Linked DNA regions of Homo sapiens: region 2 is linked to region 1. Evidence: chromatin loops called from intact Hi-C (ENCODE). Cell type or tissue: GM12878. All regions are shown on one strand. Region 1 overlaps UBE2L3 (ubiquitin conjugating enzyme E2 L3). Region 2 holds the start of UBE2L3 (ubiquitin conjugating enzyme E2 L3).

Region 1 (8,000 bases):
GGGAGGTCTTAGCCCTCAGTCACTCCCAGCCCTTTTTTCTTGGCGGGGGGTTGGGGAGGAGGGACAGGGTCTCACTCTGTCACCTAGGCTGCAGTGCAGTGGCACCATCTTGGCTCACTGCAGCCTCAACCTCCTGGGTTGACCTCAAGCAATCCTCCAGCCTCAGTCCCCCAAGTAGCCAGGACTACAGTCGTGCACCACCATGCCCGGCTAATCCAGTCCTCTTGTGTACTCTGGAGATAGGAGGCCTAGTATTGAACTGACTGCTCACTCTCATGCATGCACACAGGGTCACTTTCTTCAGGGCAGGACCGGGTAGAACTTCCCTGCATCAGCCCAGCACCCAGCACCATGCTCGGCTCAGGGAAGTTTCGGTTAAGGTGACTGAGTGGGCACTAGAGAGAAGGGTATGTGATGGCGCTGCACTTGTCAATGCGCAATGACCCAACTCTGGAAGACCCTTAGGAGTTTCTGAACCCTCTAGAAAGGGTCACTGGGGCCAGCCAATGGGAAGCTGACAACCGCCATCGCATCACATTGTCAAGACCACAGGCAGATGTCACGCTGATGGCTCTGATGGGTGCCACAGTACTCCCCCTAGGTGCCGTAGCCCAGACGTGCCCCAGGGTGGAAGGATAGTGGGGAATCAGAAGCAGCTGCTACCCACACCTCCTCACATACTTTGCCACAGTTGCCCCCTGACCCTGTCAGGACCAGCACCCTCAGAATGTTCCTTCCCACTGTAAAACAGTGCCCCTCTTCTCCGAACTGCTGATGCCACAAATTCCTTCTTATTTTTTTTAGACAGTCTTGCTGTCACTCAGACTGGAGTGCAGTGGCTCAATCATACTTTACTGCACGGTACCCTCAAACTCCTGGGTGTAAATGATCCTCCTGCCTCAGCTTCCTGAGTAGCTGAGACTACAAGCACATGCCATCACGTCCAGCTAATTTTTTTTTTTAACCTAGGCTAGAGTACAGTGGTGCAATCACAGCTCACTGCAGTCTTATCTCCTGGGCTCAAACAATCCTCCCACCTTGGCCTTGAGAGTAGTTGGGATTACGGGTGTTAGCCACTGCTCCTGGCCTAGTTTTTTGTAGAGATGGGGTCTCACTATGTTGCCCAGGCTGGTCTCAAACTCCTGGGCTTGAGTGATCCTACCGCCTCATCCTCCCAAAAGTGCTAGGATGACAGGCATGAAGCCACTGCACCTGGTCAATTCCTTTATTAAGGGCTCATATTGTTCATTCAGCATTACAAGAAATGGATTAAAATGCAAATGCTAGCCAGGCAGATCACCTGAGGTCAGGAGCTCAAGACCAGCCTGGGCAACATGGTGAAACCCCGTCTCTACTAAAAATACAAAAATTAGCCAGGCATGGTGGCCCATGCCTAGAGTCCCAGCTACTCAGGAGGCTGAGGCAGGAGAATCGCTTGAACCCGGGAGACGGCAGTTGCAGTGAGCCGAGATCGTGCCACTGCACTCTAGCTTGGGCAACAGAGCGAGACTCTGTCTCAAAAGTAAATAAATAAAACAAAATGCTGATGCTGGCTGAGTCATATGCAAAGGCATAATCATTCAACAGCACACATTAAGTGAGGGCCACAGCACAAAGTACTCCTGGCCTGGTGTCCAAAACCCACCTGCCTAACCTCTGCTTTTTACTGTGCCTGGTGAGAATGGGAAAGAGAGGGCTCCTGTGACCACAGTGGGTAGAGGTGAAGCAGTGGGGCAGAGGCGAGGAGGGCATTGCGCATGCAATGCTGACAGGTTCCACGTTTGTTGGGGGTGGATGGGCAAGGAGGGTGGACTGTGAACAGCAAGCAGGGGCAAGGGGCCTGGAAAGCTCTCTGCAGGCCAGGGTGGCCTCTAATTCAGTCTCTAAGCCTCTTCAGGGGTAGGTGGTATCACCTCCCTGTACAAGCCACCTGTACCTCTAGAGGCAGCAGGCCCTGGAGGTATATTTTTATTTAATAAACATTTATTTATTTATTTAATAAACGAAGCCCACCCTTGGCTGACTGGCCACAGTGTATTTCAGTGCACACCACCCTCGGTGTGAGACTGCTCCCTTTTCCTGGCTGTTCTTGACTTCAGGGCTGGAAATTGAGCCACAGTCGCCTAAGAGCACAAATAGGTGGCTCCCCTTCCTTTCCCATGATTAGAAATGGCCCTGTAACAGGAGAATTACTACCGCATTAGCATTTTAGAAACCTCACTGGGCTAAGGACAGGCTGAGTACTTCGTTAGGGGCACGCTCAGGAGTTTTCACCTCACTCTCTGATATGAATACTTAGGCTCTCTACTTCTCACTATCATCACCTTGGTAACTAATGCAGAGGTTGGTGGCTCACACCTGTATTCCCAGCACTTTGGGAGGCCAAGGAGGAAGGATCACTTGAGGCCAGGAGTCTGAGACTGGCCTGGGCAACATAGCAAGACCTGGCCTCTACAAAAAATAAAAAATAAAATTAGCCGGTTGTGGTGGCACATGCCTGTAGTCCCAGCTCCTTGGGAGGCTGAGGTGGGATGATTGCTTGAGCCCACAATATTGAGGCTGTAGTGAGCTGTGATTGTGCCACTATACTCAGCCTGAGTGACACAGCAAGACCCTATCGCAAAAAAAAAATAATATATATATATATTTTTTGAGATGGAGTCTCGCTCTGTCGCCCAGGCTGAGTTAGTGGCACAATCACAGCTCACAATCTCGGCTCACTGCAAGCTCCGCCTCCCAGGCTCATGCCATTCTCCTGCCTCAGCCTCCCGGGTAGTGGGATTACAGGCACCTGCCACCATGCCCGGCTAATTTTCTGTAATTTTTTAGTAGAGACGGGGTTTCACCGTGTTAGCCAGGATGGTCTCGATCTCCTGACCTCGTGATCCACCTGCCTCCGCCTCCCAAAGTGCTGGATTACAGGCGTGAGCCACTGCACCTGGCAAAATAAAAATTTAAAGACCTATTTCTCAAAAGATGCCATTTGTCTATTTCGTTATTTTTTATAGTTTCACTAATTTGATCAAGTCTGAATTTTTTTTTTAATTGAGATGGCGTCTCACTCTGTCGCCCAGGCTGGAGTGCAGTGGCACAATCTCAGCTCACTGAAACCTCCACCTCCTGGGTTCAAGGGATTCTCCTGCCTCAACTTCCCCAGTAGCTGGGACTACAGGCATCCGCCACCACGCCTTGCTAATTCTTTGTAATTTTAGTAAAGATGGGGTTTCACCATGTTACCCAGGATGGTCTTGATCTCCTGACCTCATGATCCACCCATCTCATCCTCCCAAAGTGCTGGGATTACAGGCATGAGCCACCATGCCCGGCCTCAAGTCTGAGTATTTTTAAATTTACTTAGTAGTTCTGATAAGTATTTCATTCTTTCGCTGTTCCCCTGGGTGCATTTCTGGCTCCTTAGCTAAACTATAATAAACTTCAGCTGAGCTGAACTTATTTTGCTAGTAAGAACACCTGACAGATTGTCTGCTTTACAAATTACAACTGTGGCCCTCTATCAACATTTTTCATATATAGGACAGCATATTAAAATTATATTTTATAAAACATCCAGCCCTGGGTTCTTGGTCTCTTCCATGACCCAAATGCTCCTCAGAAGTACTTTTTTTTTCTGCAAAATGTAGGGGCTTAAAAACATACAACAGGCCGGGCGCAGCAGCTCACACTTGTAACCCTAGCACTTTGGGAAGCCGAAGTGGGCAGACTGTCTGAGCTCAGGAGTTCAAGACCAGCCTGGGCAATATGGTGAAACCTTGTCTCTACTAAAATACAAAAAACTAGCCAGGTGTGGTGGCATGCGCCTGTAGTCCCAGCTACTCGGGAGGCTGAGGGAGGAGAAATGCTTGAATCCAGGAGGCGGAGGTTGCAATGAGCCAAGATTATGCCACTGCACTCCAGCCTGGGTGACAAAGTGAGACTCTGTCCCCCCAACAAAAAACAAAAAACAAAAAACCCACACAACAAATTAGCCAATTTTACCTTTTACTCTCACTATATTCTCATCAGAGAATAAAGCCTATAATATTTCCTTCCTTTTGTTCCTTTTCTTTTTTTTTTTTTTTTTTTAAGACAGAGTTTCGCTCTGTTGCCCAGGCTGGAGTGCAGTGGCAGCAGCTGGGACTACAGGTGCCCGCAACCACGCCCGGCTAATTTTTGGTGTTTTTAGTAGAGACGGGGTTTCACCGTGTTAGCCAGGATGGTCTCGATCTCCTGACCTCGTGATCTGCCCGCCTCGGCCTCCCAAAGTGCTGGGATTACAGACATGAGCCACCGTGCCTGGCCCTTTTGTTCTTAATGACAGTTTCTCTGCAATAGCGGATGTAAACAATATTTGTGATTTCCCCTCCTTTTCATAAAAATCCAGGGAGCTTCATTGTCAAAGAATAAAATGTCAATGTACCTTCAACCCAAAAAGATATGCAATGTTGTAGCCTTCCATGGAATGTGCTTTAAAAAAAGGGGGGGGGTGTTTTGTTTTGTTTTTTTGCCCCCCAAGTAGCTGGGATTACAGGTGCCTGTCACCACGCCTGGCTAATTTTTTTTTTTTTTTTTGGAGATGGAGTCTCGCTCTCACTCTGTCACCCAGGCTGGAGTGCAGTAGCGTGATCTCAGCTCACTGCAACCTCCGCCTCTCGGGTTCAAGTGATTCTCCTGCCTCAGCTTCCTGAGTAGCTGGGACTACAGGTGCACGCCACCGTGCCCAGCTAATTTTTTTTGTATTTTTAGTAGGGACGGGGTTTCACCACGTTGGCCAGGATGGTCTGGATCTCTTGACCTTGTGATCCGCCCACCTCGGCCTCCCAAAGTGCTGGGATTACAGGCGTGACCCACCACGCCCAGCCTGGAACATTTTCATCCCCCAAAAAGAAAACCCACTCTCAGTAGTCACTTCCTATTCTCCTCCTCCTAGACCCTGACAATCACTAATCTACTTTGTCTCAATGGATCCACCCTAGTCTGAGCATCCCATATACAGCTGAATTTTATCTGTAGTGCTTATGTTCTATAAACTTGCCATGAACATTGAATTAATGATACTGAATCATTGCTCCTAAGGGAAACAGAGGTTTAGGTTCAAACAAGCCTCTGCTCACATTTTTGCCAGCTGATTAATATATAACTTTGTTTTATGTGTGTTTAAAGACACCTTATTTAATAGGTAATATTGACTCAGCAGCACTATAACTCATGCCCAAATAAAGCTTATCTCACACATGTATTTTCTCCAAAAGGCATATCATGACCTTCTGTGCTCAGGAATACTAGACAGCACTTCAGCACCACGTTTGGGGCCAAAGCAAAATCACCAACAAAAAGCACAAAATCCAAGAAGTTTGGCATTAGACAGCCCACTTGCTTCAGTTGAGAGCTGAAACAAGAAGGCAGGGCATCGCACTGTTCAACCACACAACCTCAGCTGGAACACGTGCATGGGGTACTTCAAATTTTTTGCTGCTCTGCACACGCACACATCTGTGATAGACGAGTGCCGAGAGTATTGATTTTGGGGCTACAAAAAACTTTAGTGAGTAGGCAAATTCGCAAACGCAGACTCTATGAACAATGAGGCTCAACTACAAATGGAATCATACAATATGTGGCCTTCCATGGATGGTTCTTTCATTTAGCATATTTTCTTTCTTTTTTTTTTTTTTTGAGACGGAGTCTTGCTCTGTCGCCCAGGCTGGAGTGCAGTGGCGTGATCTCGGCTCACTGCAATCTCCGCCTCCCAGGTTCACGCCATTCTCCTGCCTCAGCCTCCCGAGTAGCTGGGACTACAGGCGCCTGCCACCAAGCTCGGCTAATTTTTTTTATTTTTAGTAAAGACAGGGTTTCACCATGTTAGCCAGGATGGTCTCAATCTCCTGACCTTGTGATCTGCCCGCCTTGGCCTCCCAAAGTGCTGGGACTACAGGCGTGAGCCACCGCGCCCGGCCCATTTAGCATATTTTCAAGGTTTATGTACCATAAGACAGTACTTCATTGCTTTTTATGGCTAAATAATATTTCATTGTAGAGATACACCATTTTTTGTTGTTTGTTTTGTTTTGTTTTGAGACGGAGTTTGGCTCTTGTTGCCCAGGCTGGAGTGCAATGGCACAATCTTGGCTCACTGCAACCTCTGCCTCCCAGGTTCAAGTGATTCTCCAGCTTCAGCCTCCCATGTAGCTGGGATTACAGGCGCCCGCCACCACACCCAGCTAATTTTTTGTATTTTTAGTAGAGACAGGGTTTCACCATGTTGGCCAGGCTGGTCTTGAACTCCGGACCTCAGGTGATCCACCCGCCTCAGCCTCCCAAAGTGCTGGGATTACAGGCGTGAGCCACCACGCCTGGCTCACATTTTGTTTATTCACTCACCAATTGATGGACATTTGGGCTCTTTTCACTTCTTATCCATTGTGAATAATGGTGCTATGAACATCTGTGTACAAGTTTTTATTGGGCATATGTTTTCATTTCTCTTGGGTAGATATAGCTAAGAGTGGAATTGCTGGGTCATATGAGCATCTTTTCATATTACTATTTCTTCCATTATGCTTACTTTTCTGTACTTGTGGGTGGCTAAAGTCAGCTACAGGTTGTGAATTGAGGAGGTCAAAGAACTTCAAGGCTGGATCTGAGAGAAGCCATAATTGGGAACGCTGAAGTTTCTAAGGACAAGGGCAGGAGACAAAAATCATGAGCAGGTGCTCTGGAGACAAAGGAAGAGCGCTGGAAGATTACAGCAGGAGGGTGGCACAAGTGGCTTTTTCCCTTTCTTTCTTTCTTTTTTTTTTTTTGGTACAGACGGGGTTTCACCATGTTCCTCAGGCTGGTCTCAAACTCCTTGGCTCAAGCAATCTGCCTGCCCCAGCCTCCCAAAATGCTGGGATTACAGGCGTGAGCCACTGTGCCCGGCCTCAGGTGGCACTTTCACTTCCCATATTTAAGAAACAAATGAAGGAATGGTGAGGCATTTAAAAAGGCAGGCTTTGCAGGACAGTGGCAGCTGAACAGCAGTCAGGAAATAGCACCAGAAAAACAGGGACACCCAACATATGAAGAATCAGGCAGGTGGGAGAAGGAATGGCATGTCCAGAGGAGCTGCCATTTGGGAAAAGCAGGCCCAAGTGGGCCTGAGGAGGCAGCAAGGGGACTCAGCAACCTTGCCTGCCTGTCCCACCTCTGCCATCATGTCTCCCATCCTGCATACTCCTCCCATCAAGAGCTGAAGTCTATTTTCCCTCTCATTAAATCTGGACTTGCCTGACCAAAAGAATCCACAGAAGTGACACCGTACCAGTTCTATGCCTTCACCCTGGAACCCTGAGACCACCATGCTATGAAGGGGTCCAATGTAGCCTTGTGGAAAATAAGAGAACACAAAGAGAACCGAAGTGCCTTAGCTAATACCATTTCCGCACATGTGCACTATGCCTACCAGCTCTTCCCAGCCAAGTTGAGTTCCCACCTCAATACAGCTGCATGAGTGACCCCAGGAATGAACAGTCAGCTGTAGAACCATGTAGCTAAGCCCAGCCAACCTCCAGAGTAAAAACTAATAAACTGGTATTACTTTAAGCCACAAAGTTTTGATAGGGGTTATAATGCAGTAATAGATAACAAACATGGGAATGTGGCCGTCAAGTGCAAGGAACAACATTCTTGATGTATGTGAGGATGGGGATCAAGGCCATGCCACAAACAATCTACATAATAATGTTCTAGGAAGGAATCCTCAACTGTCCCAAATCACAAAATAGCAATTCCAGTTCTGTCCATCATGGCACACAGAATAGCTCCTGTACCAAAATTTTTACCTTAAAAATCCCAAGTCAACAGTACTTTTTACAAAAAAAAATTAAAAGCTGCCCCTAAGTTATTTGGCTCTTGGGGGTGGGGGAGAAGCAGCCACAGTCTGAAAAAGCAGAGCATTTTGGCAGTGCACCTGGATAGGAAGGTAAAAAGTGAATAACCCTGCCACGGCCTTCTATGCAGCA
Region 2 (8,000 bases), 49 kb after region 1:
GAGGTTCCTCCTACTATGACTATGAACTGGGAGAAAATATAACAATATGAAGTTCTGAGTGAACATTTTTAAATAGCATTAGGCTGGGCGCAGTGGCTCACACCTGTAATCCCAGCACTTCGGGAGGCCTCGGCGGGCAGATCACCTGAGGTTAGGAGTTAGAGACCAGCATGGCAAACATGGTGAAACCTCCTTTCTAATACAAAATTAGCAGGGAGTGGTGGTGCACACCTATAGTATCAGCTACTTGGGAGGCTGAGGCAGGAGAATCGCTTGAACCTGGGAGGCAGAGGTTGTAGTGCACAGAGATCGTGCCATCGCGCTGAAGCCTGGGCAACAAGAGTGAAACTCCTTAACTCAACAGTTATGTCATGATAAGTAATAAGACATTACACACACACCCCTCTAAATCCACAGATTTCCCCTCTGAGAAAAGCCCTTCTGGGAAGCTACTCAACAGGAGGGCCCTTAGGGGAAATGTGTGCAGTGTGAAGCTGCAAAGAAATGATCAGATGGCAATCAGTTGCCTAAGCCACACATAAAGGTTTCACTTTTGGCTTTTGCAGCAATTTCCCCATCCTGATTGAAGCAATGGTTACAATCTGGTTGTAGCCAACAATGCTAAATTAGCTGCTTGCAAATTAAAATGTACTTAATGTTTTATTAACACTGTAATTCCTAAAAAGGCTTCTAAAAGAGGTTAAGCCTCCTGGCAAGTGCTTTTGAAATAAAAGACTTTATCATACTCACTTTGCCTAAAATAACTTCTCAGTGTAGTATATGTAAATCACTCTACTTTTAATAATGTGTTTTACACTATCTGCAGACAGTCCATTGTTACAAAGAAATCTTTGCTGTGGAATGTCCTAGAAAACATTTTTAACAGAAATCTAAAGTTCTTTAAGATGTAATTAATTTGATCATTCAACATTTGCTAGATTGCTATGCCTAAGGCACTGTTCCATGCACTAAGCCCCAACTTTTCACCAACGAAAATCACTTTATTACCACCCTATGTACTGAAAAGACTGTTTATCAACTTGTATCAATAATTTTTCTTCCTTTAAAAGAAAAAAAAAACAGTCTTAAACATTGATTCTCACAGCCAATGATCAGCATTACATAACTGGTGTTCCCCTAGTGAACTGAAAGCCTTTCCATCCTCAACTTAAGAAACAACACACCGCTCCATGCAGCCTTTGAGTAAGAAAGACAGCCTGACAAGAGGCATGGAATTTGGATCCTGGAGCCAGGAAGAGTCAGCGTCTTCTCTCTCCCCACCACGTTCCACAATTCTACCTTAGGTAACTCCCTTAACCTACTTAACCTCACAATGTCCTCATTTATAAAAAATACAAATGACAATACACTAACTTTGAGTGTTGAAAAGATGACTTACGTAAATAACCTAATACTTAATAAATACTCAGTTAATGTTACAATTTTTTTCCAAGGTCTGTTTTTTTTTAGAAACAGAGTAATAATTTTAAAACCATAATAAGTCCCCTCTTAGACCCCTGAGAGCCTGGAGATTCCAAACTGGGTCAACTGGGATAGGCTAGGGGGCTACCAGGATGAATTAGGTCAAGATCCCTGCCCTTCGGGATCTCAGAACCCAGTACAGGAAAGACAAGTCTGTAACACAAAGAGATTGTGACAAGTGCTCAAAGAGAAATATAAAGAAAGCGCTGTGGTCACACAAAGGAGGAAACAACACATTCTGAAGGGGGATGTGGGAGCACGGGCTCACAGAGTAGTTGGCACTGGAGTTGAACCTGGGACTTCTCTGGAAGGGAGAAGTGAGGAGAAGGCAGCTTTTCTTGGGTAGAGCAAACAACACGTGCAAAGGGACATCAGACAGCAAGTAAGAGCAGGAGACTTTGCTTTGGAGAAAGAACCGAATTCGATCACAACTCACTCTCCCTAGCTAGGTAACCCTGGGCAAGCCAAAGAATCTTTTCTCATCGACAAAATGGAAATCACAATGTCTACTTCACAGGAAGGATTAAACATGATCATGCATATAAAGCACGAAGTAAAAGCTGGAAAAATAGTAGCTACTGTGATTAGGTGCAAGAACTGTGGGAAACCAAAGGGCAGGAGGTGAGGCTCAAGGGATTGCTTTCAGCCAGTCTCAGAAAGGTCCTGCATGCCAAGTAAGAGGTTAGGATTAACTGCTGAGGACAATAACACCATAGAGGTTTTTAACAGGAGTGAAAGAATTGAGTTATCTGCTTTAAAAGAACTCTGGTGTCCGTCAGGGGTAGTCTGGGGAGGAGAGCACTTGGGAGGGCACCTGAGAGATGAGGATATAGATTCAGAGTAATTTCAGTAACATTAGAAAGCAAGGCATGCACTCCAGAAATCTTTTTTTTTTTTTTTTTTTTGACATGGAGTCTCACTCTGTCGCCCTGGCTGGAGTGCAGTGGTGCAAACTTGGCTCACTGCAACCTCCACCTGCCGGGTTCAAGCGACTCTTCCACCTCAGCCTCCCGGGTAGCTGAGATTACAGGCAAATGCAACCACGCCCAGCTAATTTTTATATTTTTAGTAGAGACAGGGTTTCACCATGTTGGCCAGGCTGGTCTTGAACTCCTGACCTCAAGTGATCCGCCCGCCTCGGCCTCCCAGGAGTGCTGGGATTACAGGCGTGAGCCATCGCGCCCGGCCTGCACTCCAGAAATCTTTCTAAATTTAAATCCACAAGGGTTAATGGACGACTGCACCTGGGAGTAGGGTAGGAAAGAAAGCCATTAACCGACCCCTTATCTGGTGAATGGTGGTGTCACTAGCTTAAGAGATGAGGAGAGGTCTGAAGTCCTCTGACTGTTCTTTTGTGCCCACTTCCACTCCAGTTTTATAAAGTTAATGTCCTCTCTAGCCCTTAGGGAACAAAAGAAAGGAAACGTTCCCAGGGACGGAGGGAATGCTCAGAGACTGTGGCTCCAAGTTCAATGTCTAGCTCTACCAAGCACTGCTCCGCCTAGAACGAACCCCAGCTCTTTATCTCCCCTCAGGAAACTGGCTCCTGGGCCTTTTTTTAATTTCCGGCCCGTTGCAGGCCGGCAGCACTACCCAGCCGCCGACTCACAGATGCTGGCGGGGTGGGCTACAGAGGACCTTGGCAAATCCACTGGCAAAAGTACTAAGCCAATTTAGCATGTGTTCCTCACCAAAAGGTGCCAATTAGCGAGAAAGCACCCTGCTGCATTCAAGATCCAAAGTACCAAATTATTATTATAAACTTTGGCCCGTTTTGATTCGAACGACTGAAATCAACCGTTATCCCCCCAAAAATGGCACTTTATCAGGGAGGGGAGATCGGGATGACTGAGTGGAGGAGAGGGAAGCAGAACCGCGCCGCGATCGGGGCCGACCTCAGGCCTTCCTGGAGTTGGAACTTACCCGCTGTGTGACTCTGCAGTCACAAGGCGACAGTTTGCTAGGACCCAGCGCAATTCCAAACGACCCACCAACAAACTGACCTAACTTTGGCCGCCTGGCCTCCTTCTCTCTTTCCTAGCCCGAACCTCCCAGACTCCCGAGCTGCGGCCGGGCCAAGCGGAGCTGCAAGCCCGGCGCGCTGCGGCCCAGGGCGGGGCGGTTCCGCGGCGCGGGCTCCGGGCAGGGGCTCCGGCGCTCGGGCCTTCCCCGAAGGCGCCCGGTTTGGAGCCTCCCAACCGGGCTCTCACATTAACGACGCCCTCAGATCGGACCGCGGCCTCCGCGACAGGGGGACGCGGCCAAGCTCCGGGCGGAGAGTGGCGTGAACGCCCCGGGCCGGGCTGAGGGGCCGACAGCGGCTCCCAGCGCGGCCTTGCGCTCCCGCCCAGGCTGCGGCCTAGGCCAGCCCCGTTAGCACCTTGAGCCTGCGCGCGGCCCAGGGAACCGACGAGGCCGTGTAGGGCAGGAAGCCAGACGGCAGCGCCCTGAGAAGCCGCCGCCTGCCTCGGGGATCCGGAGCCTAGGACGCCGCCCCACGCCCGGCCGCTGCCAGAGAATGGCTTTTACCTTCATCAGCCTCCTGCTGGCCGCCATCTTGGATTTGGTGCTGCTCCTTCCCCAGAATGCATCGCGGCCGGCCGGGCGGCTGGAGCCCCCGCACTTCCTGGAGCGGGGGAGGGGCCGCGGGGCGGGGCACAGGAGCAGAGCGGAGCACCTACTGTGTGCTTCCCACTGTGCTGGGGGGCGCGTGGAGGAACGCAAGTGAACCGCACAGACTGGGCCTCAGCGTTTACGGATCGTCCAATCAGATGGCAGTTACAACCAGTGCCTGGCACATAGTAGGAGCATAATAAATACTGATTGCATAAAATAGTTGACCAGGCGCGGGGGCTCACGCCTGTAATCCCAGCACTTTGGGAGACCGAGGCGGGTGGATCACGCGGTCACGAGTTCGAGACCAGCCTGGCCAACGTGGTGAAACTCGGTCTCTACTAAAAATACAAAAAATTAGCCAGGCGTGGTGGCGGGCGCCTGTAATCTCTGCTACTCAGGAGGCTGAGGCAGGAGAATCGCTTGAACCCGGGAGGCAGAGGTTGCAGTGAGCCGAGATCTTGCCACTACACTCCAGCCTGGGTGACAGAGGAAGACTCCGTCTTGGGGGAAAAAAAAAAAGTTGAATAACCAAGGTTACTTCACACTGCCAAGCTCTGTGAAGAAAACTGGGTGATAGGAAAGTGACTGTGGGGACATACTTTGAGAGGTCAAGGAAGCCAAATTGAGGAAATGGCCCTACTAAGTGCCAGACCTCTCTCTAGTGCTTTATTTTCTTTAACCCTTGAAACCATCCTCTGGGATACGTTAGCATTAACATCCTCATTTCACAATAAACAGAAGCACAGAAGAAGCCAGTGACTTGCCCAAGGTCACACGGCCAGCTAGGAGCAGAGCCAGGCTCCTGTCACAGGTGGGCTGCTGGCTCCAAAGCCAATGCTGGGACCTGGAAAATGGGAAGGAACAGCTGGGAGGACTGGAGGAGAATGTTTCAAGCAGAGGAAGCAGCACTGGCGAAGACCATGAGGCTGTCTCAGTGTCCAGAATGGAGTAAAAGGATTATAGGGTGGGAGGGAGGCAGGGGACAGACCATGGAGGGTCTTGTAGAAAGGGGAGGAGTTGGTTTCTATTCCATGTGCTGTGAGAGGTCTTTGATAGATATGAGTATTGACTCCATGGTCAGATGATTTTTTTTTTTTTTGAGACAGAGTCTTGATCTGTCACCCAGGCTGGAGTACAGTGGCACGATAACAGCTCACTGCCGCCTCGACCTCCTAGGCTCAAGGGATCCTCCTGCTTCGCCTCCCAATTAACTGGGACTACAGGCACGTTCCACCACACCCTCCTAAGTTTTTTTTTATTTTTTGTAGAAATGAAGTCTCACTGTCTTGCCCAGGCTGGTCTCAAACTCCTGAGCTCAAGCAGTCCTCCCGCCGCAACCTCCCAAAGTGGTGGGATTACAGGCATGAGCCACCACACCTGGGCTGAGACGCATGTTTTAAAGAGTACTTTGGGGCTTGGCACAGTGGCTGATGCCTGTAATCCCAGCACTTTGGGAGGCTGAGGGGGGTGGATCACTTGAGGTCAGGAGTTTGAGACCACCCTGACCAACATGGTGAAACTCCGTCTCTACTAAAAATACAAAAATTAGCCAGGTGTGGTGGTGGGCGAACGTAATCCCAGCTACTCTGGATGCTGAGGCAGGAGAATCGCTTGAACCTGGGAGGCAGAGGTTGCAGTGAGCCAAGTCCGCGCCACTGCACTCCAGCCTGGGCGACAGAGTGAGACTCCATCTTAAAAAAAAAAAAAAAAAAAGGAGTACTCTGATTGGAAAATGGGGAATGGAGGTGGGTAAGAGGATAAGAAGGGGAGCAGGGGCCACTTGGAAACCGGTTGCAATCATTCAGGCAAAGAGGTGACAGTGGTTTGGACCTCAGGTAGCAATGCAGAGAGAAGAACATAGCTTCAGAATATACTCAGACCTTCTTAAGGAGTTTTTCTCTTTTTTTTTTTTTTTTTTTTTTTTTTTTTTGAGACACAGTTTCACTCTGTCACCCAGGGTGGAGTGCAAAATGGCATGATCTCAGCTCACTGTAACCTCTGCCTCCCGGGTTCAAGTGATTCTCCTGCCTCAGCCTCCTGAGTAGCATAGATTACAGGCACCTGCCACCATGCCCAGCTAATTTTTGTATTTTTAGTAGAGACAGGGTTTTAGCATTTTTGGCCAGGATGGTCTTGAACTCCTGACCTCAAGTGATCCACCCACCTTGGCCTCCCAAAGTGCTGGGATTATAGGTGTGAGTCACTGGGCCTGGACATTTTTCTCCATTTCTAAGAACAGTGGGTTTCTCCTGAAAGGAGAGAAGGAAAGGGAACTGGAAATAATATATCCTGGGGCCGGGTGTGGTGGTTCACACCTGTAATCCCAGCACTTTGGGAAGCCGAGGTGGGTGGATCACGAGGTCAGGAGATTGAGACCATCCTGGCTAACACGGTGAAACCCCATCTCTACTAAAAATACAAAAAATTAGCCGGGCGTGGTGGCGGGCGCCTGTATTCCCAGCTACTCGGGAGGCTGAGGCAGGAGAATGGCGTGAACCCGGGAGGCGGAGCTTGCCGTGAGTGGAGATAGCTCCACAGCACTCCAGCCTGGGTAACACAGCAAGACTCAGTCTCAAAAATATATATATATAGATATATATATCCTGGAATAAGGCTGGCCTCACACTCATCTTGGGAGCCCAGGCTTGACACGGTAAAGGAGGGAGAAACTAGATGACAAGCCTCATGTGATCAGCGATTCTGCCTGCCTTTTACCTCCCCCAAGGCCAGTACACTGAGTGTTCAATACACATTCAGCGTATGCATGAGGGACCCCATCAGATCTCTAGGGTCATGGTGGGACTTAGAAGTCTGGGACTGACTCTGGGGTCTACTGTGAGCACAGAACCTGCCCTTACTGGGCCCAGGACAAATAAAAAACATAGCTGTATTGGGAACTGCTTTCCTCTGTGGAGAATTACGGAGGAAGGGGACGCTTACGCTGAGAAATTCCAAGCCAGTTGAGGAAGCACAGTTCATACCTTTGACCCGGATGTGCTAAGCTGAGAATACAGAGTGGGATCATCAGAGGCTCAATGTCAAGGACTAGCCTTTGCCATGGCATCTTCTTACATCCTCACCGCTGCCTGCAAGATGACTCCCTTGCACTTTGCAGGTGGGGAGTCAAGCCGCTGAGCTACAAAGTGCTTTTACTAAACAAGCACTCAGGAAATGTACCCAGTCCCAGTGGAAGGGCTGCCTGGCCTTTGGGGTCCCTCTCCTGCTCTAAAACCTTCATTGCTCCCTCTAGCAGGCCTGGCTTCTAGTCATACCCGATCCCCTCCACTCAGCCAAACCTTGTTCATACAGACCTATCCTTTCTGTGCCATCTGCCCAAGCCTCCCATCAGAAGTAACCTTGTGGTGACTCATGCCTGTAATCCTAGCACTTGGGGAGGCCAAGGCAGGAGGATTGCTTGAGCCAAAGAGTTTGAGACCATCCTGGGCAACATAGGGAGACCCCGTCTCAACAAAAAATAAAAAAAGAATTAGCCAGGTGTGATGGCCAAGTAATTCTAGCTACTTGGGAGGCTGAAGTGAGAGGATCACTTGGGCCCGGGAGAGTGACACTACAGTGAGCCGTGATCGTGCCACTGCACTCAAGCCTGTGTGAAAGAGTGAGACCATGTCTCAAAAAAAAAAAAAAAAGAAAGAAAGAAAAGAAAAAGAAGTAGACTTTTTTGGCTGCGTACAGTCTCACACCTATAATCCCAGCACTTTAGGAGGCTGAAGCGGGAGAATTACTTGAGGCCCGGAGTTCAAGACCGGCCTGGGCAACATAGAAAGACTACCATATCTACAAAAATAAATAGTCCAGGTGCAGTGGCTCACACCTGTAATCCCAGCACTTTGGGAAGCTGAGGCAGGCGGATCACAAGGTCAGGAGTTCGAGACCAGCCTGGC

Evidence for each region. A loop is a pair of places that touch in the nucleus more often than their neighbours do. Peaks named below come from ENCODE experiments on the same cell type or tissue, not always from the same donor. Only the 100,000 strongest peaks of a DNase experiment are listed, where the experiment ranks them.
Region 2: it touches region 1 in a loop (4-fold over the local background); 30 of 110 quality-filtered maps call a loop at or near these places.

Annotation. Positions count from the first base shown.
Region 1 is chr22:21,613,228-21,621,227 of GRCh38, reverse strand. The region is part of intron 3 of UBE2L3 (ubiquitin conjugating enzyme E2 L3); the gene reads right to left. Among named protein-coding and RNA genes, the nearest start is that of YDJC, 13 kb to the left of the region's middle. In GM12878, no CTCF peak of the experiment used is centred here; no DNase peak of the experiment used is centred here.
Region 2 is chr22:21,563,783-21,571,782 of GRCh38, reverse strand. It overlaps UBE2L3 (ubiquitin conjugating enzyme E2 L3), which reads right to left and starts at 4,069. Exons shown (of 4, transcript NM_003347.4): 1 at 4,012-4,069. The coding sequence starts at 4,038. RefSeq lists an enhancer at 1,740-1,809 and silencers at 3,616-3,755, 4,006-4,245, 4,888-5,075. In GM12878, no CTCF peak of the experiment used is centred here; DNase peaks (open chromatin) are centred at 1,724 and 4,141; H3K4me3 peaks cover 4,367 bases; H3K27ac peaks cover 2,335 bases.